Regions from separate parts of the Mus musculus genome. Here region 1 is linked to region 2. Evidence: chromatin loops called from intact Hi-C (ENCODE). Cell type or tissue: heart. All regions are shown on one strand. Links, peaks and the distances in the headings refer to the core of each region. The heading gives the core; the rest is flanking DNA. Region 1 has its middle 52 kb from the start of Cyp3a41b. Region 2 overlaps Cyp3a44 (cytochrome P450, family 3, subfamily a, polypeptide 44).

Evidence for each region. Peaks named below come from ENCODE experiments on the same cell type or tissue, not always from the same donor. Only the 100,000 strongest peaks of a DNase experiment are listed, where the experiment ranks them.
Region 1: a loop joins it to region 2, with 2.8 times the contacts of the local background. A loop is called at or near these places in 6 of 42 quality-filtered maps.

What each region holds. Positions count from the first base shown.
Region 1 is chr5:145,630,559-145,643,283 of GRCm38, reverse strand. It overlaps the pseudogene Cyp3a63-ps. Among named protein-coding and RNA genes, the nearest start is that of Cyp3a41b, 52 kb to the right of the region's middle. In heart, for the core only: no CTCF peak of the experiment used is centred there; no DNase peak of the experiment used is centred there.
Region 2 is chr5:145,784,570-145,797,294 of GRCm38, reverse strand. It overlaps Cyp3a44 (cytochrome P450, family 3, subfamily a, polypeptide 44), which reads left to right. Exons shown (of 13, transcript NM_177380.3): 5 at 2,279-2,392; 6 at 2,472-2,560; 7 at 2,828-2,976; 8 at 5,553-5,680; 9 at 6,576-6,645; 10 at 8,774-8,934. Among named protein-coding and RNA genes, the nearest start is that of Cyp3a44, 15 kb to the left of the region's middle. In heart, for the core only: no CTCF peak of the experiment used is centred there; no DNase peak of the experiment used is centred there.

The DNA of each region.
Region 1 (12,725 bases), core at 4,266-8,265, 160 kb after region 2:
AAAAACATGGGGGTGAGCATTCTGGAAATTTCCATCTAGTTGACTGTTTTTAGGAGGACACAATTCACTTGTGCAAGGATGGGGGCAGCCTGAAATGTAGCCATGAGTAAAGGTGATAATGCCTCCTATCAACTGCCAGGGTTCAAAGGTCTAATTGACATGAAAATATTGCACACTGAGGCTTTTTGACAGGGTTTGATGTTCCATGGATTCGAGGTATTTTTTTTCTTCCAGTAGTTATTAATTTGTTCAGTTTACAACCTGGTCACTTTCGCAATGCCCATGTCCTTCACACAATCTTCGCTCCCGAATCCTCTGAGAGTGTGGGGCTTCTGAGTCTCTCCCCAGGCTTGAACTTTTATCTACTGCCTCCTCTAATTTGTTTTCTTCTCTGAAACTCTTTTCCTGACATGCTATGCATTGCTTCAGGTCCCACTGATATGCTCTGGCAAACGTCTTGCTCCTTTTCCTTGCCACGATGGGTCATTTTATATAGAAGCCTACATTCTTCACTTTATTATTGACTTTAGTATGCCATTTGACAGTAGGGGCAGGCTAATCTAGCTAAGGGCTTGGTAAATGATTCATGCTTAGTCTCTCTTCATATAGAGACTTCATTGTTTATGTTTTATTTCGCATCATATTTTTTCCTGAATTGGGGCAAGTATGCTGGTACATATATGCAGGTAAGAGTATAAATTGTGGAAGTTAGTTCTCCAATTCCAGGTTACTGCACTCATGTCATCAGGCATGGTTCAGGTTCCTTTATCTGTTGCGCCATCTCCTCAGCCCCTGCCAAGATTTTGGATAAAAGTGTGTATCAGATGACAGATTGTACCAGTCAGTTCTCTCTTTCCAACACATAGATCCCAGGGACTGAGCTGACCTCATCAGGTGCCTCTACCGTTGGACCATTTATTTTCTCCTTCCAGGAACTAGCTGTGTGCAAATCTTCAGACAGGGTCAGGACGTTTAGCCATTTGCCAGAATGTTGACAGTCATGCAGAGGGCATGTGGAGGCTCTCCCAGCTACAGTGAATTCAGGAATACAGAAGAAATCCTATCCAGCTATCCCCTCTGCTTCCTGACTCTCATGCTCTTCTTGTCCTGTCTTCCAGACTCCATGAGCTTTGGAGAAGTAGATACAAGCACCTCAGTTAAATTCTGTGTTTTAATATCAGTGTACCAAAACCAGGATCTACACTCTAGGCAGGTACCATAATACTGAGAAGCATCCCAACACCAGATATTGACATATACTAGTATTTTTAATATTTTATGTCTTTTTCAAGTCAGGGTTTATCTGTGTATAGCCCTGGTTGTCCAGAACTCGCTTTGTGAACCAGGCTGGCATTGAACTCAGGGATCTGCCTGCCTCTGGCTCTGGTGTACTGCAGAGGTATTGGAGATTCCTGGACCTGGTATTAGAGGTGATTGTGAGCTACCCAATGTAGGTGTTAGGATCCAAACTTAGGTCCTCTTCAAGAACAGCATGTGCTCTTAACTGTGGACTCATCGCTCCAGACCCTTGCAATATTTCAAATATGCAAATTCATAGAAAATGGTATAGGCAATTCTCACATATACACATCTAGATTTGCCAAATTTCCACTTATTATTTCTAAGTGTGGTGCCTTACAGAGCTGGTTTGTCTTGAAGTGGCTCATTGTGTCTTGAATGACATTAATTATCATTTTCCAAAGACTCCATTGAGTACATGGTCAGAATTCCTAAGCTGAACTGGGAACTCCTGTGACCATGTATTGTATAAGCAGAATGAGGGTCTTGAAGCATTGGGATCAAAGTCAGGGTGCGGCTCTCATGTCAGAACGTGGTACATCAGCTGTCTTCCCACCACAGGTTGTTTGATGGTCAAATGCCTCTCTTTGTCATCACGGACCCATAGATGATTAAGAATGTTCTAGTGAAGGAATGTTTTTCTGTCTTCACAAACCGGCGGGTAGGTCACATTGGTTTTTCATACATTCATATAAATATACATATATACGTACATGCACACGCACACACACCCGCACTTGCACAGGCACACACACACACACACACACACACACACACACACACACATATGAATATATATATTCATTTTACATCCTAATTGCAGCACACTTCCCGCTTTTCCTCCCAGTCCTACCCTTACTGATTCCTCCGCCCATAACCCCTTCCTCTTCTCCCCAGAGAAGGGGAAGTCCCCCTTGTGTACCACCTTCCCTGGGGCATCCACCAGCATCAGGACGAAGTGTATCTTCTCCCACTGAGGCACTACCAGGCAATCCAGATAGGGGGAGGAGTTCTAGTGGCTAGCAACTGATTCAGAGACAGTCCCAGCTCCAATTTTTAGGAGATCCACACAAAGACCAAGCTGCACACTGATGTGTAGGGAGCCTAAGTAAAGCCACTATAAGTAATTTGGTTGGTGATTCAGTCTCTGTGAGACCCCATGGTCCCAGGTTATTTGACTCTGTATGTCTTCTTTGGGGTCTCTGACCCTTCCAGCTTACACAATTCTATCCCTGACTCATTCACATGACTCCCCAAGTTGTAGATGATGTTTGGCTCAGGGTCTCTGTCTTAGTCAGGGTTTCTATTCCTGCACAAACATCATGACCAAAATGCAAGTTCAAAATGAATGGGATTATTAAGCTTACACTTTCCACATTGCTGTTCATCACCAAAGGAAGTCAGGACTGGAACTCAAGCAGGTCAGGAAGCAGGAGCTGAAGCACAGGCCATAGAGTGACAATCATTACTGGCTTGCTTCCCATGGCTTGCTCACCTTGCTTTCTTATAGAACCCAAGACTACCAGCCCATAGATGGTACCACCAACAAGTGCCCCTTCCTCTTGATCACTTATTAAGAAAAAGCCTTACAGCTGGATCTCATTGAGGCACCTCCCCAGCTGAAGCTCCTTTCTCTGTGATAACTCCATTTTGTGTTAAGTTGACACAAAACCAGTCAGTACAGCCTCTGCATCTGTTTTCATGTGTTGCTGGATGAAGCTTCTCAAGAGTCAGGTATGCTGGGTCTCTTCTAAAAGCAGAGTATCATTTCTAATATCACTTACACACTGATAAAACACACACACAAACAGACAGATATATGCAACACACACAGAGACACATGCATAGAGACAGACATAATGACATAACACAGGAAGGCAGACACACACAGATACTGTATACAGATAGACACATAGAGACAGACAGACATACAGAAAGACATACAGACAGGAAAACACACACACACATACCATACACACACACACACCAGCTAATTTCAATATGCCTTGGCTAGCTTAATAGTTTGGTACTTCTAATCTTTCCTGAGGCTAGCAAACATTCCATTCTGGTATTCCAGAGTTAACATTCTTTAAAATCAGTATTTCAACTCTGCTACTTCAGACCCAATTGGGAATGTGGTCACTAGAGCCACTTATCTGAATTCTTACATGGCTGACCTGTCCTATGCCCCTCTCAAGGTGATTTAGCTTCTTCCTCTCTTTCCAAGCCCAGGAATCCTAAAAGTCCTGCCTCTATCTGTTCTGTCCATGCATTGGCTGTTGGCATCTTTATTTACCAAATGGAGCCAACTGGGGGTAGAGTCCCTCAGTGTCTTATGTATAGGTACTCCTGTTAGCATTTTGGAGGATGAAAATTAGCGGTATAACACAAGAAACATTAGGCCAAACCCATACAATAGTGAAGTAATCCTTTAAAAAAAATACATATACTAAATACTTTGTGTCCGAGGCTTAGGGAGATGGCTTGATCATTGGGTAAAGGACCTGAGTTTGGATCCTCAGCATCCGCCAAAAGCTGGGCAGAGTAGCATTCATATGTGACTCTAGAGATGTATGTTAAAACAGCTAGATATCAGGGAATTGTATGCTAGTGACTCTAGCCAAATCAGAGACTTCTATATTCACAGAGAGACCTTGCCCAAAATATTCCATAGAGAGTTATAGGGAAAGATGCCTGACCTCTGGTCTCCACATGAGCACACTTGGGAATTTTTACCTGTAGTTTTATGGGAGGTCCTGCTTCTGAACCAACATAGGGCATGGTCACTTGGGGAGTCCGGATGTGGGAAGTTGACCATGCTTAGCCCATGCTGTAGCCAGGTGGGTGTTGAGTGGTAGAGCAGCCCTGGAACACCATTCCAGGGGTGAGAAAGGAAAGTCTGCGGTGTGGGACACCAAGAAGTGGCTCAAGGGTCCTCAAGCTTGCAAGGAAGCTGGAGCTGTCTGGGTCTCAGGCTCTTGGATATCCATGCACCACTTGAAACTGTGGACTAGCTCAGAATGGAGTGGGGGCCCCACAGGCTGGATCAATCCTGGGGCCACGTGTGGGGAAAAGAAAAGGGGGACCCTGGGGAGTAAGGGGAAGGGAAAACCACACCTCGCCAGAGTTTTACCTATTCTCTGGTCTGTCAGGCGTGGGAGGGCTGGATGTACCTTCCACTCATCCCTGGGTGGGAATCTAAGCCTCCGACCCATTCTGCACGGGGTGGTGGCAAGGGGCAGCCCTACCTGGGAGTCCCAGAGCTACTTTGCTAAAGCCACTGGGGTTATGGGAGAGAGGGATGAGGGAAGCGTGTCCCAACACTGATGAGAGTGAGTGCAGAGGATCTTGGCTGGAGCACAGGAAGGAATTCTAATGGGAGAGTAGAAACGGCTCATTAGGAGAAAGACTGTCCCGTTCTCCAAGCGCATTAGGCCTTGATGAGCACAGGCATTCTATGGTTTAAGAGCTTTATTGTAGAAAGGAAAGGAGGAAGAGAAAAGAGACAGAGAGACAGAGAGACAGAGAGGGACAGAGAGAGACAGAGAGAGAAGGCTAGAGAGATAGAGAGAGTAAGAGAGAGGAGAGAGGAGAGGAGAAGATAGGAGAGAAGTGAGAAGAGATGAGAGGAGAGGAAAAGACAAAGAGAGAGGAGAGGGGGTGAGAGTGAGGAGTAAGAGGGAGACAAGTAAGAGAGTGAGAAGTACGAGCATAAGATAGCGAGGTGGGGGCCTAACAGCCCCTTTTATGGTCTTTACTCTTGCTAGGTAACTGGGTAGGAGTTTAGCCTGAACTTCAGAAGCTTGGGCCATTTCCTATGTGACTTCTAGCCATGCTTCTCTTGTGGGGGCTGTGGGGGTGGTAACTTATGCAGGCTCCAGAGTTCCAGGAGCATAACGGAATGCCTAACATGTCATGAAGTTGAATTATCACCCTTTGGCGTTCAGAACTCAGCTCAAGTGGAGACTAGCCTGTCTTTGCATAGCCCAATTCCCCACAGCTAGGGGATAAAGGAGGGAGCTCTGTCTGGTCCACCAGGGAAAGTCTAGCTGAATTCTTGAGCTTAGGCTGGGTGGCACCCATATGTGAGAGCACAGAGAGAGTTTCTACAGGAGATTAGATGGTGGCTCTATAGGCAAAGGCCTTCTGCATGGCTCCCCATGGCAGATCCAAATAAAGAAAGGCAGTCCAAGGTTTTAAGACATTTATTATCAAAGCAGAAAGTGGATTATGAAACCATACCCCTCTTCTCAGGTGTGCCTAAGGTTAAATATATTTTGCAGAGAAGAGAGTCTGGGAAAGAATGCTTATTGGATAAACCCTCCAGGGCTTTTAGGTACCCCAATAAAATGAAGATCTCTCTTGAGCCCATGTGACCACAGGTCATGTCCTCTACATATGGAGAGGCTTGGGGCATTGCCCTTATATGACTGAGGCCACAAACCTATGGGAGCTACAACTAGTGACAGGGTCTTGATGCCCAGTAACCAGCGAAGTACCTACAGTCTTTTCATAGTTTCTGGAGCTTCAAGCATTAGTTCAACCAGGAACCAAGCTACCTTTCATGGTTCTACATGCACCAGCATTCATATGTACATACACACACCCACACACACACACCCACACACACGGAGAGAGAGAGAGAGAGAGAGAGAGAGAGAGAGAGAGAGAGAGAGAGAGTGAGAAGACATCCTCTTCACATTGCTCAAGTTGTAAATAGAGAGCTGGAGAACTTGTCTGATAAAAAATTAACTTTCTAACTTTTTCCAAGCCAAACTCCAACCACACAGCTCTAGAGATGGACTAAGGCCTGTTTTCACCTTATCCCCAACCCCTGGACATAATTTTCCAACCACAGAGAAATTTCCACTTAAAAGAATCCTGGAACATAAAGGGTTGAAACCACAATAGGAAGATGAGTACACAGATCATTTCTCATAGGCTGTGAGGCATTCTGAGGGTTCTTTTTTTCTTTTTTGACTCTAGGAATTTGGCCCAGTGGGAATAATGAGTAAAGCTATCTCAATATCTAAGGACGAGGAATGGAAGAGATATAGAGCTTTGCTGTCCCCCACATTCACCAGTGGAAGACTCAAGGAGGTGAGTGAAATTCTTTTAAGAGCAGCATGAGTTACTAGAGCCTCCATCCTAATTGTGGATGCTTCTCTGTTTTGTGTAGATGTTCCCTATCATTGAACAGTATGGAGACATTTTGGTAAAGTACTTGAGGCAAGAGGCAGAGAAAGGCAAGCCTGTTGCTATGAAAGAGTGAGTGCTGGTCCATCACTGTGGCTCTGGGAGAGGAGGGGAAATGGGTGCAGCTCACATTGTCCAGCTGCTTGTACTTGCCCCTTTAGACACTAGATGACATTATACACAGTTTAAAGGGAAGAAATGTGACAGTAAGAAGATTGCAGTGATAGAGGGTAGAATTACTGGGAAGGGCTTGGTCCATACTGAGGTGGCTTTGACTGTCTCCTGAGAGTTCTTTTACAGTCTCTGGCACCTGTTAAATTCCTATGCCTCTCTCTCCTCAGTGTATTAGGTGCTTACATCATGGATGTGATCACCAGCACATCATTTGGAGTGAATGTGAATTCCCTCAACAACCCAGAGGATTCCTTTGTGGAGAAAGCCAGAAAGATTTTAAGAGTTGATTTTTTTGATCCTTTGCTCTTCTCAGTTGGTGAGTAGACAGTTCTGGATCTTGATCATTGCTGTTGTCTGTGGCCTTGTTTGTCTTTCTGCATTTCTCTTCCTCAATTTCCCCCAAATAATCAGCTGTAGTGGTGTGTAGTTCACCTGTCATATAATTCATCGCCTAAAGGCACAGTTCAGTATTTTGAGAACATGTAGCCAGATTGCCTCCGTTTTCTAACTTCTTTTTTTTCTTTGAGACAGGGTCTCACCATGTACCTCTAGCTGGCCTGGATATAACTGTGTATAACAGGCTGGTCTTGAACTTACAGAGATCCCTGTACCACTGCCTCTTGAGGGATGCAATTACAGTGTGCAGCCCTGAGTCCCGGGTTTATTTTAGAATTATTTTTTGATAAACACTAATTAGTATAAATACAAATTGGACACTCTGTAAGTCCAGAACTCTCCATGGATTCAATAACATACATTCATAACATCTGTCTCAATTACACCCACTGCTAACTCTTACTTTTCACATTGCTTAGACACCCAATACATCTTCCTCCCAATTTCCTGTCCTTTTCTCTGCTTTGGTAGCTAGTCGAGTCCATTTGGTGCTGCATGCTAAGATTCTGACCAGTATTATTGGCTTGGTCTGCTGCAGGCAGTCAGTTCAAAAACGGGCCATGTCATGTCCACAATACAGCATTTCACAGTCCTAATTCCTTTCTCTGAATTAAGTTCCACATCCCTTTTCATGATCTTCCATGAGCCTTGATGTGTCGGGTGCTGATATAGACACGCCATTTAGGGCTAAGCACTCAACAGCTCCTTATTCTCTGTCTCTGATCTCTTTGGGATCAGCATTTACTGAAGGCACCCTGACCCTTAACCATGGTCAATCAAATAGGACTTTGTTCTAGCCATGTTGTAACTTTCAAGCAATATTGACCTAAGCAACAACCAGTTCACTTGCTCTGTATCTGTGTATTCTGGACATTAAACATCAATGGGATCATAGACTATCTTTTCTCTGTGACATGCCTCTTTTATTTAGCACAATATTTAATGGATCAAGTGTCACAATGTCCTGGGTCCATGAGTAATTTATTCTCCCTATCTGTTGATGGACATGGAAGTTAGTCTCACATGTTTGCCATGAATATCTCTGCCATGAGCCTTCATGAACAAGATTATGTTTAAATATTTAGTTTTATGTTTGGGGGTTATATTTAGAATCAGCATTGCTGAGTCAAAAAGTAACTGAATTTTTAATGTATTAAGCAAGTGGACATAAAATTTCTATAGTACCTGTGCTACTGTACACATAACTATCTGCGATAAACACAGGTCTTAGATGTTTTAATATATGATTTTAGATCTTCTTCCTTTCTGTCTCTGTCTCTGACTCGGTCTCTGTCTCTCTCTCTGTCTCTGTCTCTGTCTCTCTCTCTCTCTCTCTCTCTCTCTCTCTCTCTTTCTCTCTCTCTCTCTCTCTCTGTGTGTGTCTCTCTGTCTGTCTCTCTGTCTCTCCCTCAAATTTTAGGATCAGAGTTTTTTCTGTCTATTTTTGGGTATCCCAGAACTCACTCATAGAGGAGAAGTTGGAGTTTTAACAAGTTGGTTGAGAATAATCTAGAAATGAATCCTTAGCAATAGGGATAAAAGCTAGAACATCCTGCATTAGGACTGAAAAAAAAATTGGCATGGCGCTAGACCTGAACAAGGTCAAGACTGTCAGAACTCCAGTGAGGATGGGAGAGGATCTCTGTATGCAGTGCTCTTTGCTGAGGGTCAATTGGCAGTTCATAGCTGTAGATGGAGGGTGTGAAAATAGGTAGGTTTCCCATGACGCAACGGGTAGCCTCATAGCCATGCACATATGCACAACACTAGTTGGACTTAGTGGGTGACTAAGAAGAGGGCATGGAGTGTGGAGGAAGAAATGTTACAGACAGTATAGAAGGAATTGTTTGGAGCAAACACTGGGGTGGAGATGACCATATCTGATTGAGTATGAGTATGAAACTTCAATACAAAATAAAAATGATCAAAAGGGGGGATATTATTTTCATCTCTTTCAAAAACATTTTTAGAGAAAAAAGGTGCTTGTTTAAAATTTTATCTATTAGAATTTATTGTAAAATTGGATGATGTGGAAGCTAGATTCTTCCTAATTAGTCCACTCTTGCTTTTGTTCCTTAATGACTCTAACAACGATAGCCACAGTTGTGAATTTGAGGGAACCACCTTCTCAGAGGGAGAGAATTAATGTTCTGCACTTGTGGTCCACCTCTGACCTTTGAACTTACCATTGACCTTCCATTTTTGTAACCTCTCTTTCTGCTTCTAGCACCGAGTGGATTTTCTTCAGCTAATGATGAACGCTCATAATAATTCCAAAGACAAAGACTCTCATAAAGGTAAGCAAGCCCTTCCTGGTCTATAGACAAGGAAACTCTTGGGAAGCAGGTGGGTTGCTCAGAAAATATGCGAGGAGGTTTTTCTAGGTAGAGGGAAACCACTGTTGAGTTTCTGAAAGACAGACATGTCTATTATAAACATGGAATATTCTGGATTCACATGGGTAAAATTTCACTCCTAACATGAAGGATGGCCATGATGGACCTTTCCAGTGGTCTGTCTGTTACCTGGGTGAGCATATGTGCTGGTTGTATCTTTCCCAGCAAGAAATCTCTAAGCTCAGCCTAGATATCTGTGTCTAAACATCCAATCAGGGGCATGGACCCAAGTGGTGTTGAAGTTCTCTGGGACTCCCTGTTGAACATGTGTTCTCTAGCCTAATCCATGGAAAAGATAGACTTCATTGTGTGATGTGTAAGTAGCTTCTGGAGAAAGCCTCTTTGTACAAGTGGATTTGTCCTTTTCATTCTTTTAGGTATTTAAAATCACTCATAGTTGGACAGTGATGGAGCATGCCTTTAATCCTTGTACTTGGGAGGCAGAGGCAGGTGGATCTCTGTGAGTTCAAGGCCAACCTGGTCTACATCAGATTCCATGACAGGCACGGCTACACAGAAAAACCCTATCTCAAAAACACATAAAATTCTCACTTACAGATTTTTATCTTCTTTGTGTAGTACATGTATGTGCCAGAGTATGTTCATAAGTGCACACTTTTAGGTGTATGTACACAGAAAAGATGAAGGCATCCACCAGTGTCTTATCAATCCCTCTCTGACTCATTTCCTTGAGACAGGGTCTTTTTTTTAAGCCCACAACAAAGTTGACTACCAATAGGTCCCAACAATCCACAGTGTTGTGGTTAAAAGTATGTGCTGCCCCACCTGACTTTTTACATGGGGAGTGAGGACTCAAATTCCAGTTTTCCCATTGAGTCATTTTCTAGCCTCCCATATGTGGTTATTTTTTTAATTTATAATCATTATTATTATCATGACATTATCATTCCAGTTCCAGATTTTAGTCTATAGATGTGCACCAGTAACTAATGGAAAGGGAGTCTTCCATTCTTACCTATATGATTGTTTCCCATACACTCACTTGCTTATATGTAGTGTGTCCCCATGTTTAATATTTAAAGTGGCAGGTACTTTGTGTTTCAAGCCCTTTCCTATCTGCCCACTTGAAACCCTTTGATGTGATCAGCTAATTTCAAGTTCTTTTACAACTCCTCCTTCTTTTGCTACAGGCTCCTATGTAGCACAGGCTGATCCACATTCACAATGTGCCTGAGAATGACCTTTAACTCCTGAGACTACAGACATGTAGAATTTTTCCATCACTGGCTGTTTTCCTTCCTGTCAATCTTCCAGTGTAAACAAGAATATAGACATTGTCACACTTGATTCACAAAGTGCTGGGCACTGAACCCAAGGCTTCATGAACACTAGGGAAGTACCGCCATCTACTGACAACATCTCAGTCCTTCTGTTTAGTTTTTGTTTGCTAAAATAATTATTCACTTTTAAAATAGGCACCAATTGTGAATTTATAGTCCAGTTTCAGTTGAGTAGCAAGCACTTACACTAAATGGGAGGAAAAATTTGCAAACAATAGGATTAAAGCACTCATGATAGAAGATGTACTACTGCCTGTAACTCTATGTTTGTAGACTCCAATGCCATCTTATGGCCTCCCTGGACAAACACACATAAATAAATGAAAATTTAAAATATCTCAACCTATACAGGGGACCTTCTATAACTGCTTCTCTAGGGGTTTCTGACCTCCATGGACACCCTCCCCACACATGTGGCACCCTCCACATAGATACACACAAACAGAAATACTCATAAATTAAAATAAAATTTACAAACATGAAAATCCATATCTTGAAGCTGCCCACAGGGGATTGTGAGAGTCAGCAGAAACACTAGGACAACATGACTGAAGCTTTCTTCTCTTTTTCTGGATGTGTCATTTTGCTGTCATGGTGATGACAGTCTCAGTGTGACTGAAGAGCATTTCCATAGTGTGTCTAGGTAAATGAAAGCTCATTTGATTTTCTCCTCATCTCGTCTGTGATAGCACATCATGACTGACTTACATAAAATGGATTCTTACTTTCAGCCTTTTCTAACATGGAGATCACAGCCCAGTCAATTATCTTCATTTCTGCTGGGTATGAAACCACCAGTAGCACACTTTCCTTCACTTTGTATTGTTTGGCCACTCACCCTGACATCCAGAAGAAACTGCAGGAAGAGATCGAAAAGGCTCTGCCCAATAAGGTGAGATGATGGTGTAGAAGAGAAAAGGAGAAATCTCAACAAAAACACCGTTTGGTCACTTGCAGTGGTGTGTGTGTGTGTGTGTGTGTGTGTGTGTGTGTGTGTGTGTGTGTGTGTGTGTGTGTGTGAAAGAGAGAAAGCAACAGAGAGAGACAGAGACAGAGAGAGTCAGAGAGAAAGAGAGCAGAATGGAGAGAGTGTGTGTGAGAATCAGGGAGAGGGGGATAGAGAGAAAGTTTGTGTGTATATGTGTATGTGAGAGAGTGTGTGTCTGTGTGTGAGATAGAGAGAGAAATAGAGTCTCTGTGTGTGAGTGAGAGACAAACACTGTGTGAGTGAGGGGGAGTGTGTGTATGTTGTGTGTGGGGGTATATATGTATTTTTGTCTCTGTATGAACTTTGTGTGAGTGAGTGAGTAACCATTCACATCACTGAGCCAACCTTCCGATTCTGGTGATTTTTTTTCTTTACATATATGTATGTATGTATGCATGTATGTACATATATATGTACTTATATATGAGTATGAATGTATACATGTATGGCGGCATGTGTGCTGCAGCATGTGAGTGGAAGTCAATGGATAACCTGAAGGAATTTGTTCGCTCTTTCTGCTGCATGAGTTTTAAGAGTCCAAATCAGGTAAGTAGGCTCAATAGCAGGCACCTTTGCTCTCTGATCTGTCTGAGCAATCCTTCATAATTTGTAACAAGAGCACAGCACTGTTTTTTCCTAGAACCATTTAGAAATTATCATGAACATGACACAGATGGAGAAATGGGCAATAAAGACTCTCATGGCAATAGAAGGTTGTTGTGACACAGAGCTGTGCCTGGTGTGTCTGTTATCTAGAACCACAAGACTACCAAGCAAGCAACGTGCACACAACCTGTGTGATGTTAAAGATATGCATTTAACATATAACTCTCTAAAAGATTCTATGATACTGCTAGTTCTGCCATGTTGTCCCTGCTGAATACTGAGAGAGGCTAGCCTTGGCCTAGATTAATCCGCGTGGGTTGACTCAACTCTGTGCCATGATTTTCTCTATCTCTTTATGGTTATAGGAGA
Region 2 (12,725 bases), core at 3,273-7,272:
GGGGAAGATGCCTGACCTCTGGTCTCCACATGAGCACACTTGGGAATTTGTACCTGTAGGTTTATGGGAGGTCCTGCTTCTGATCCGACATAGGGCATGGTCACTGGGGAGTCCGGATGTGGGAAGTTGACCATGCTTAGCCCATGCTGTGGCCAGGTGGGTGTTGAGTGGTAGAGCAGCCCTGGAACACCATTCCAGGGGTGAGAATGCACAGTCTGAGGTGTGGGACACCAAGAAGTTGTTCATGGGTCCTCAAGCTTGCAAGGAAGCTGGAGCTGTCTGGGTCTCAGGCTCTTGGATATCCAGGCACCACTTGAAACTGTGGACTATCTGAGAATGGAGTGGGGGCCCCACAGGCTGGATCAAGCCTGGGGCCACATGTTGGGAAAAGAAAGGGGGCCCTGCGGAGGAAGGGGAAGGGAAAACCACACCCAGCCAGAGTTTTACCTACTCTCTGGTCTGTCAGGTGTGGGAGGGCTGCATGTACCTTCCACTCATTCCTGGGTGGGCATCTAAGCCTCCGACCCATTCTGCAGGGGATGGTGGCAAGGGGCAACCCTACCTGGGAGTCCCAGAGCAATTTAAGCCACTGGGGTTATGGGAGAGAGGGAGGAGGGAAGCGTGTCCCAACACTGATGAGAGTGAGTGCAGAGGATCTTGGCTGGAGTACAGGAAGGACTTCTAATGGGAGATTAGAAACGGCTCATTAGGAGAAAGCCTGTCCCAACCTCCAAGCCCAGTAGGCCTTGATGAGCACAGGCATTCTATGGTCTAAGAGCTTTATTGTAGAAAGGCAGGGAGGAAGAGAAAAGAGAGAGGGGGGCTAGAGAGATAGAGAGAGTAAGAGAGAGGAGAGAGGAGAGGAGAAGAGAGGAGAGAAGTAAGAAGAGAGGAGAGGAGAGGATAAGACAAAGAGAGAGGAAAGAAGACAAAGAGAGAGGAGAGGGAATGAGAGTGAGGAGTAAGAGGGAGACAAGTAAGAGAGTGAGAAGTAAGAGCATAAGATAGCGAGGTGGGGGCCTAACAGCCCCTTTTATGGTCTTTACTGTTGCTAGGTAACTGGGTAGGAGTTTAGCCTGAATGTCAGAAACTTGGGCCATTTCCTATGTGACTTCTAGCCATGCTTCTCTTGTGGAGGCTATGGGGGGTGGTAATTTATTCAGGCTTCAGAGTTCCAGGAGCATAAGGGAATGCTTACCATGTCATGAAGTTGAATTATCACCCTTTGGGGTTCAGACCTCAGCTCAAGTGGAGACTAGCCTGACTTTGCATAGCCCAATTCCCCACAGCTAGGGGATAAAGGAAGGAGCTCTGGCTGGTTCAGCAGGGAAAGTCTAGCTGCATTCTTGAGCTTAGACTGGGTGGCACCCATATGTGAGAGCACAGAGAGAGTTTCTACAGGATATTAGATGGTGGCTCTATAGGCAAAGGCCTTCTGCATGGCTCCCCATGGCAGATCCAAATAAAGAAAGGAAGTCCAAGGTTTTAAGACATTTATTATCAAAGCAAAAAGTGGATTGTGAAACCATACCCCACTTCTCTGGTTTGCCTAAGGTTAAATATATTTTGCAGAGAGGAGAGTCTGGGAAAGAATGCTTATTGGATAAGCCCTCCAGGCCTTTAGGTACCTCACTAAAATGAAGATCTCTCTTGAGCCTATGTGACCACAGGTCATGTCCTGTACATATGGAGAGGCTTCGGGCATTGCCCTTATGTGACTGAGGCCACAAACCTATGGGGGCTACGACTAGTGACAGGGTCCTGATGCCCAGTAACCAGTGAAGCACCTACAGTCTTTTCATAGTATCTGGGACTTCAAGCATTAGTTCAACCGGGGACCAAGCTACCTTTCATTGTTCTACATGCACCAGCACTCATATGTACACACCACCCCCCCAACACACACACACACACACACAGAGAGAGAGAGAGAGAGAGAGAGAGAGAGAGAGAGAGAGAGAGAGAGAGAGAGAGCAAAGACATCCTCTTCACATTGTTCATGTTGTAAATACAGAGCTGGAGAACTTGTCTGATACAAAATTAACTTTCTAAATTTCTCCAAGCCAAACTCCAACCACACAGTTCTAGAGATCGACTAAGGCTTGTTTTCACCTTGTTCCCAACCCCTGGACATAATTTTCCAACCACAGTGAAATTTCTTTTTAAAAGAATCCTGGAACATAAAGGGCTGAAACCACAATAGGAAGATGAGTACACAGTTCATTTCTCATAGGCTGTGAGGCATTCTGAGGGTTCTTTTTTTCTTTTTTGACTCTAGGAATTTGGCCCAGTGGGGATAATGAGTAAAGCTATCTCAATATCTAAGGATGAGGAATGGAAGAGATATAGAGCTTTGCTGTCCCCCACATTCACCAGTGGAAGACTCAAGGAGGTGAGTGAAATTCTTTTAACTGCAGCCTGAGTTACTGGAGTCTCCATCCTAACTGTGGATGCTTCTCTGTTTTGTGTAGATGTTCCCTGTCATTGAACAGTATGGAGACATTTTGGTAAAGTACTTGAGGCAAGAGGCAGAGAAAGGCATGCCTGTTGCTATGAAAGAGTGAGTGCTGGTCCATCACTGTGGTTCTGGGAGAGGAGGGGTAACTGGGGTGCAGCTCACATGGTCCAGGTGCTTGTCCTTTCCCCATCTAGTGATGACATTATACACAGTTTAAAGGGAAGAAATGTGACAGTAAGAAGTTTGCAGTGATATAGAGTAGAACAGCTGGGAAGGGCTTGGTCCATACTGAGGTGCATTTAACTGTCTCCTGAGATTTCTTTTACAGTCTCTGGCACATGTTAAATTCCTATGCCTCTCTCTCCTCAGTGTGTTAGGTGCTTACAGCATGGATGTGATCACCAGCACATCATTTGGAGTGAACGTGGATTCCCTCAACAACCCAGAGGATCCTTTTGTGGAGGAAGCCAAAAAGTTTTTAAGAGTTGACTTTTTTGATCCTTTGCTCTTCTCAGTAGGTGAGTGGACAGTTCTGGATTTTGATCATTGCTGTTGTCTGTGGCCTTGTTTGTCTTTCTGCATTTCTCTTCCTCAATTTCTCCAAATGATCAGCTGTAGTGGTGTGTAGTTCACCTGTCATATAATTCATCGCCTAAAGGCACAGTTCAGTATTTTGAGAACATGTAGCCAGATTACCTCTTTTTTCTAACTTCTTTTTTCTTTGAGACAGGGTCTTACCATGTAGCTCTAGCTGGCCTGGATATAACTGTGTATACCAGGCTGGTCTTGAACTTACAGAGATCCCTGTACCACTACCTCTTGAGGGCTGCAATTACAGTGTGCAGCCCTGAGTCCCGGGTTTATTTTAGAATTATTTTTTGCATAAATACTAATTAGTATAAATACAAATTGTACACTCTGTAAGTCCAGAACTCTCCATGGTTTCAATAACATACATTCATAGCATCTGTCTCCATTACACCCACTGCTAACTCTTACTTTTCACATTGCTTAGACACCCAATACATCTTCCTCCCAATTTCCTGTCCTTTTCTCTGCTTTGGTAGCTAGTCGAGTCCATTTGGTGCTGCATGCTAGGATTCTGACCAGTATTATTGGCTTTGTATGCTGCAGGCAGTCAGTTCAAGAGATGGCAATGTCATGTCCACAATACAGCATTTCACAGTCCTCATTCCTGCCTCTGAATTAAGTTCCACATCCCTTTTCATGATCTTCCATGAGCCTTGATGTGTGGGGTGCTGATATAGATGCTCCATTTAGGGCTCAGCACTCAACAGCTCCTTATTCTCTGTCTCTGATCTCTTTGGGATCAGCATTTACTGAAGGCACCCTGACCCATAAACATGTTCAATCAAATAGGACTTTGTTCTAGCCATGTTGTAACTTTCAAGCAATATTGACCTAAGCAAGAACCAGTTCACTTGCTCTGTAACTGTTTATTCTGGACATTAAACATCAATGGGATCATAGACTATCTTGTCTCTGTGACATTCCTCTTTTATTTAGCACTATATTAAATGGATCAAGTGTCACCATGTCCTGTGTCCATGAGTAATTTATTCTCCCTATCTTTTTATGGACATGGAAGTTAGTCTCACATGTTTGCCATGAATTTCTCTGCCATGAGCCTTCATAAACTAGATTATGTTTAAGTATTTAGTTTTATGTTTGAGGGGTTATATTTAGAATCAGCATTGCTGAGTCAAAAAGTAACTGAATTTTTAACGTATTAAGCAACTGAACATACATTGTCTATAGTAGATCTGGCTACTGTACACATAACTATCTGCCATAAACACAGGTCTTAGACATTTTAATATATGATTTTAGATCTTCTTCCTTTCTGTCTCTGTCTCTGTCTCTCTGTCCCTCTGTCTCTCTCTGTCTCTCTCTGTTTCTCTCTGTCTCTATCTGTCTCTGTCTGTCTGTCTGTCTGTCTGTCTGTCTGTCTGTCTGTCTGTCTCTCTCTCTCTCTCTGTCTCTCTCTCAATTTTTAGGATCAGAGTTTTTTCTGTCTATCTTTGGGTATCTCAGAACTCACTCTGTAGAATAGGCTCAACCTGCCCCTGCCTTTTGAGTGCAGGGATTAAGGCAAGCACTACTACTTCCTGGCTAGGTATTCTCATACATAGCTTAATTGCTTAATAATTTTTTATAAGATTTTTTTATTTTTGTTTTCTGTGTATGGGTGTACTACCTGCATGCATGCAGTGCCTAAAGAGGCCATAATGGAGTCTTGAATCCACTTGTATTTAAATTACAGTTGGTTGAGAGCAGCCATGTGGATGGTGGGAATAAAACCTAGCTCTTCTGAGAGTGCCAATTGTTGGGGGTTTTGTATATATATTCTGGGTACAATTAACCATGGTGTGTTATTTGGGGTTTTAATACTTTCCCTATCAAATATATTTCCATACACAGCTCATGTGTCCCTATGCCTACATTTCATCCTTGTCACCTAGTATCCTCTGTTTCTCCTTTTAAGCATTGTAGGATAAATATATTTAGACCTTTATACATATTTATTCATAGAGGCTAGAATCTGGAAGTATGGGAAAGTATGTGATCTTTAATTCTTCCTGCTTTTTTGTTACCTGTCTTTTAGCTTGGGTTTTTCTTTTTTCTTTTTCTGAGAAGGGGTTCTCTGTGTAGCCTTGACTGTTCATGTGGGTGTACATGCACATGCAAATGCCTTGGTGATTGTGTGTCATGTGGAGATCAGAGGACAGCTAACAGCATTTGGTTCTTTCCTTCTACGGAGTGGGATCCATCGATCAAACTCAGGTTTTAGGCTTGCCTGGAGAAACTTGTGCTATTGATCCATCTTAGTGGCTCCTGAATTTTCTTTCTGAATCCAAATGAACTCCAGGAGCAGAGTTAAATTTAAGAGTCAGTCCACAGCTTTGGCTACTACATAGCACAGAAGGAGAAGTATTGTGCTGACCCAGTGTGACCAAGTTCACAGAGAGAATCACTTCTGTTTGCTACACTGGTCATTTATTCTAGAGATTGCTTCATGATTTTTTAAATAAATTTTCCATTTCAATTAAAACTTATCTTTTTTCTTTTCTAGTACTTTTTCCATTACTGACACCAGTATATGAGATGTTAAATATCTGCATGTTCCCAAATGATTCAATAGAATTTTTCAAAAAATTTGTGGACAGAATGCAGGAAAGCCGCCTGGATTCTAATCAGAAGGTAAAAGGTGGTGGTTTCATGAGAGTTTCAAAGTTTGATAACATGTTGGGCTGTGAACAAATAAGCTGTATGCTAGTGGCAGATAAAAAAGGCTATGTTTAGAGAGAGAAAATATATTCATGTTTTCTCATAGAGGAGAAGTTGGAGTTTTAACAAGTTGGTTGAGAATAATCTAGAAATGAATCCTTAGCAATAGGGATGAAAGCTAGAACATCCTGCATTAGGACTGAAAAAAAATTGGCATGGTGCTAGACCTGAACAAGGTCAAGACTGTCAGAACTCCAGTGAGGATGGGAGAGGATCTCTGTATGCAGTGCTCTTTGCTCAGGGTCAATTGCCAGTTCATAGCTGTGGGTGGAGGGTGTGAACATAGGTAGGTTTCCCATGAGGCATTGGATGGCCTCATAGCCATTCACATATGCACAACACTAGTTGGACATAGTGGGTGACTAAGAAGAGGGCATGGAGTGTGGAGGAAGAAATGTTACAGACAGTATAGAAGGAATTGTTTGGAGGAAACATTGGGGTGGAGATGACCATATCTGATTGAGTATGAGTATGAAACTTCAATAACAAATAAAAATGATCAAAAGGGGGGGATAATATTTTCATCTCTTTCAAAAACATTTTTAGAGAATAAAAGTTCTTGTTTAAAATTTTATCTATTGTAATTTATTGTAAAATTGGATGATGTGGAAACTAGATTCTTCCTAATTAGTCCACTCTTACTTTTGTTCCTTAATGACTCTAACCATATAACCATAGCCACAGTTGTGAATTTGAGGGAACCACCTTCTCAGAGGGAGAGAATTAAGGTTCTGCACTTGTGATCCACTTCTGACCTTTGAACTTACCATTGACCTTCCATTTTTGTAACCTCTCTCTCTGCTTCTAGCACCGAGTGGATTTTCTTCAGCTGATGATGAATTCTCATAATAATTCCAAAGACAAAGACTCTCATAAAGGTAAGCAAGCCCTTCCTGGTCTATAGACAAGGAAACTCTTGGGGACCAGGTGGGTTGCTCAGAAAATATGCGAGGAGGTTTTTCTAGGTAGAGGGAAAACACTGTTGATTTGCTGAAAGACAGGCATGTCTATTATCAACATGGAATATTCTGGATTCACATGGGCAAAAGTTTACTCCTAACAGGAAGGGTGGCCATCATGGACATTTCCAGTGTTCTGTCTGTTACCTGGGTGAGCACATGTGCTGATTGTGTCTTTCCCGGCACAAAATCTCAGAGCTCAGCCTAGACATCTGTGTCTAAACATCCAATCAGGGGCATGGACCCAAGTGGTGTTGAAGTTCTCTGGGACCCCTGTTGAACACGTACGTGTTCTCTAGCCTAATCCATGGTAAAGATAGACTTCATTGTGTGATGTATAAGTAGCTTCTGGAGAAAGCCTCTTTGTACAAATGGATTTGTCCTTTTCATTCTTTTAAGTATTTAAAACCACTCATAGTTGGGCAGTGATGGAGCATGCCTTTAATCCTTGTACTTGGGAGGCAGAGGCAGGTGGATCTCTGTGAGTTCAAGGCCAACCTGGTCTACATCAGATTCCATGATAGGCATGGCTACACAGAAAAACCCTATCTCAAAAACACATAAAATTCTCACTTACAGATTTTTATCTTCTTTGTGTAGTACATGTATGTGCCAGAGTATGTTCATAAGTGCACACTTTTAGGTGTATGTACACAGAAAAGATGAAGGCATCCACCAGTGTCTTATCAATCTCTCTCTGACTCATTTCCTTGAGACAGGGTCTTTTTTTTAAGCCCACGACAAAGTTGACTGCCAATAGGTCCCTACAATCCACAGTGTTGTGGTTAAAAGTATGTGCTGCCCCACCTGACTTTTTACATGGGGAGTGAGGACTCAAACTCTGGTTTACCCATTGAGTCATTTTTCTAGCCTCCCATTTGTGGTAATTTTTTAATTTATAATCATTATTATCATCATGACTGATAGCATTCCAGTTCCAGATTTTAGTCTATAGATGTGCACCAGTAACTAATGGAAAGGGAGTCTTCCATTCTTACATATCTGATTGTTTCCCATACACTCACTTGCTTATATGTAGTGTGTCCCCATGTTTAATATTTAAAGTGGCAGGTACTTTGTGTTTCAAGCCCTTTCCTATCTGCCCACTTGAAACCCTTTGACGTGATCAGCTAACTTCAAGTTCTTTTATACCTCCTCCTCCTTTTGCTACAGGCTCCTATGTAGCACAGGCTGATATACATTCACAATGTGCCTGAGAATGACCTTTAACTCCTGAGACTACAGACATGTAGAATTTTTCCATCACTGGCTGTTTTCTTTCCTGTCAATCTTCCAGTGTAAACAAGAATATAGACATTGTCACACTTGATTCACAAAGTGCTGGGGACTGAACCCAAGGCTTCACGAACACTAGGGAAGTACCGCCATCTACTGACAACATCTCAGTCCTTCTGTTTAGTTTTTGTTTGCTAAAATAATTATTCACTTTTAAAATAGGCACCAATTGTGAATTTATAGTCCAGTGTCAGTTTAGTAGCAAGCACTTACACTAAATGGGAGCTAAAATTTGCAAACAATAGGATTAAAGCACTCATGGTAGAAGATGTACTACTGCCTGTACATTTGTAGACTCCAATGCCATCTTCTGGCCTCCCTGGACAAACACACATAAATAAATGAAAATTTAAAATATCTCAACCTATACCGGGGACCTTCTATAACTGCTTCTCTAGGGGTTTCTGACCTCCATGGACACCCTCCCCACACATGTGGCACCCTCCACACAGATACACACAAACAGAAATACCCATAAATTAAAATAAAATTTACAAACATGAATATTCATATCTTGAAACTGCCCACGGAGGATTGTGAGAGTCAGCAGAAACACTAGGACAACCTGCCTGTAGCTTTCTTTTCTTTTTCTGGATGTGTCATTTGCTGTCATGGTGATGACAGTCTCAGTGTGACTGAACAGCATTTCCATAGTCTGTCCAGGTAAATGGGGACTCATTTGATTTTCTCCTCATCTCATCTGTGATAGCACATCATGACTGACTCACCTAAAATGTATTCTTACTTTCAGCCTTTTCTAACATGGAGATCACAGTCCAGTCAATTATCTTTATTTCTGCTGGGTATGAAACCACCAGTAGCACACTTTCCTTCACCTTGTATTGTTTGGCCACTCACCCTGATATCCAGAAGAAACTGCAGGCAGAGATCGATAAGGCTCTGCCCAATAAGGTGAGATAATGGTGTAGAAGGGAAAATGAGAAATTGTCAACAAAGACACAATTTGGTCACTTGCAATGGTGTGTGTGTCTGTGTGTGTGTGTGTGTGTGTGTGTGTGTGTGTGTGTCTGTGAAAGAGAGAAAGCGACAGACAGAGACAGAGACAGAGAGAGTCAGAGAGACAGAGAGCAGAATGGAGAGAGTGTGTGTGAGAATCAGGGAGAGGGGGATAGAGAGAAAGTTTTTGTGTATATGTGTGTGTGAGAGAGTGTGTGCCTGTGTGTGAGACAGAGAGAGAAAGAGAGTCTCTGTGTGTGAGGAAGAGACAAACACTGTGTGAGTGAGGGGGAGTGTGTGTATGTTGTGTGTGGCGGTGTATATGTATTTTTTTCTCTGTATGAATTTTGTGTGAGTGAGTGAGTGAGTAACCATTCACATCACTGAGCCAACCTTCCGATTCTAGTGATTTTTTTCTTTACATATATGTATGTATGTATGTACATATATGTGTACTTATATATGCGTATTAGTGTATAAATGTACAGGGTCATGTGTGCTGCAGCATGTGAGTGGAGGTCAAAGGATAACCTGAAGGAATTTGTTCTCTTTCTGCTGCTTGAGTTTTAAGAGTCCAAATCAGGTCAGTAGGCTCAATGGCAGACACCTTTGCTCTCTGATCTGTCTGAGCAATGCTTCATAATTTGTAACAAGAGCACAGCACTGGTTTTTCCCAGAACCATTTAGAAATTATCATGAACATGACACATATGGAGAAATGGGCAATAAAGACTTTCATGGCAATAGAAGGTTGTTGTGACACAGAGCTGGGCCTGGTATGTCTGTTATCTAGAACCACAAGAATACCAAGCAAGCAACATGCACACAACCTGTGTGATGTTAAAGATATGAATTTAACATATAACTCTCTAAATGATTCTATGATAGTGCTAGTTCTGCCATGTTGTCCCTGCTGAATACTGAGAGAGGCTAACCTTGGCCTAGATTAATCCGTGTGGGTTTACTCAACTCTGTGCCATTATTTCCCCTATCTCTTTATGGTTATAGTAGAAAAAGCCAAGGTGTGAGCCTTGGTGTTTAAATCATCCCACCTCTCTATGTATATGTTTGTGTGCATATGTGTGTGTATAGGTCATAGACCTACATTGTGTACATTTCTAAACCACTTTCCGCCATGTTTTATGATACAGGCTCTCTCACCAAACCTGGAGCTTATGGAATGGATTGGGTTGTCTAGCCAATGCGAACCAGGCAAAACCTGTCTCAGTCTACCTACTGCTGGAATTAGAAATGGGTGCCACTGTGTCAGGCTTTATAATGATTTGTATCTGAACTCTCGTCCTTAGGCTTTCATAGTAGACTCTTCCCTAATTGAGCATCTTCCAGGCCTCCAGTGACAGTCATTCCATTTGTAAGGAGCTTGAGAGATGGCACAATGGTTAAGAACACTTGTGCTCTGCAATAGGATCCATTAACATTTGAGTCCCAGCATGAAAATGACGGCTTTCAACTACTCTAACTCTGGTTGCAGGAGATCTGATACCCTCTTTTTGCTTCTGTGGGCACTGTACATATATGGTGTGCATAAACATATACAAGCAAAATATCTACACATATGAATTAAAACAATCTTAGAAACCTTTTATTTTAATTTTTTTATTAAATTTTTTCCATTTTTATTAGGTATTTAGCTCATTTACATTTCCAGTGCTATATCAAAAGTCCCCCATACCCACCCACCCCCACTCCCCTACCCACCCACTCCCCCTTTTTGGCCCTGGCGTTCCCCTGTACTGGGGCATATAAAGTTTGCATGTCCAATGGGCCTCTCTTTCCAGTGATGGCCGACTAGGCAATCTTTTGATACATATACAGCTAGAGTCAAGAGCTCCGGGGTACTGGTTAGTTCATAATGTTGTTCCACCTATAGGATTGCAGATCCCTTTAGCTCCTTGGGTACTTTCTCTAGCTCCTCCATTGGCAGCCCTGTGATCCATCCATTAGCTGACTGTGAGCATCCACTTCTGTGTTTGCTAGGCCCCGGCATAGTCTCACAAGAGACAGCTACATCTGGGTCCTTTCGATAAAATCTTGCTAGTATATGCAATGGTGTCAGCATTTGAATGCTGATTATGGGGTGGATCCCTGGATATGGCAGTCTCTACATGGTCCATCCTTTCATCTCAGCTCCAAACTTTGTCTTTGTGACTCCTTCCATGGGTGTTTTGTTTCCAATTCTAAGGAGGGGCATAGTGTCCACACTTCAGTCTTCATTCTTCTTGAAATTCATGTGTTTAGCAAATTGTATCTTATATCTTGGGTATCCTAGGTTTGGGGCTAATATCCACTTATCACTGAGTACATATTGTGTGAGTTCCTTTGTGAATGTGTTACCTCACTCAGGATGATGCCCTCCAGGTCCATCCATTTGCCTAGGAATTTCATAAATTCATTCTTTTTAATAACTGAGTAGTACTCCATTGTGTAGATGTACCACATTTTCTGTATACATTCCTCTGTTGAGGGGCATCTGGGTACTTTCCAGCTTCGGGCTATTATAAATAAGGCTGCTATGAACATAGTGGAGCATGTGTCCTTCTTACCAGTTGGGGCATCTTCTGGATATATGCCCAGGAGTGGTATTGCGGGATCCTCTGGTAGTACTATGTCCAATTTTCTGAGGAACCACCAGACTGATTTCCAGAGTGGTTGTACAAGCCTGCAATCCCACCAACAATGGAGGAGTTTTCCTCTTTCTCCACATCCACGCCAGCATCTGCTGTCACCTAAATTTTTGATCTTAGCCATTCTGACTGGTGTGAGGTGGAATCTCAGGGTTGTTTTGATTTGCATTTCCCTGATGATTAAGGATGTTGAACATTTTTTCAGGTGCTTCTCTGCCATTCGGTATTCCTCAGGTGAGAAATCTTTGTTCAGTTCTGAGCCCCATTTTTAAATGGGGTTATTTGATTTTCTGAAGTCCATCTTCTTGAGTTCTTTATATATGTTGGATATTAGTTCCCTATCTGATTTAGGATAGGTAAAGATCCTTTCTCAATCTGTTGGTGGTCTTTTTGTATTATTGACTGTGTCTTTTGCCTTGCAAAAACTTTGGAGTTTCATTAGGTCCCATTTGTTAATTCTCGATCTTACAGCACAAGCCATTGCTGTTCTGTTCAGGAATTTTTCCCCTGTGCCCATATTTTCAAGGCTTTTCCCCCACTTTCTCCTCTATAAGTTTCAGTGTCTCTGGTTTTATGTGAAGTTCCTTGATCTACTTAGATTGACAAGGAGATAAGTATGGATCGATTCCCATTCTTCTACAGAATAACAACCAGTTGTGCCAGCACCACTTGTTGAAAATGCTGTCTTTCTTCTACTGGATGGTTTTAGCTCCCTTGTGGAAGATAAAGTGACCATAGGTGTGTGGGTACATTTCTGGGTCTTCAATTCTATTCCATTGGTCTACTTGTCTGTCTCTATACCAGTACCATGCAGTTTTTATCACAATTGCTCTGTAGTAAAGCTTTAGGTCTGTCATGGTGATTCCACCAGAAGTTCTTTTATCCTTGAGAAGACTTTAAGCTATCCTAGGTTTTTTTGTTATTCCAGACGAATTTGCAAATTGCTCCTTCCAATTCGTTGAAGAATTGAGTTGGAATTTTGATGGGGATTGCATTGAATCTGTAGATTGCTTTTGGCAAGATAGCCATTTTTACAATGTTGATCCTGCCAATTCATGAGCATGGGAGATCTTTCCATCTTCTGAGATCTTCTTTAATTTC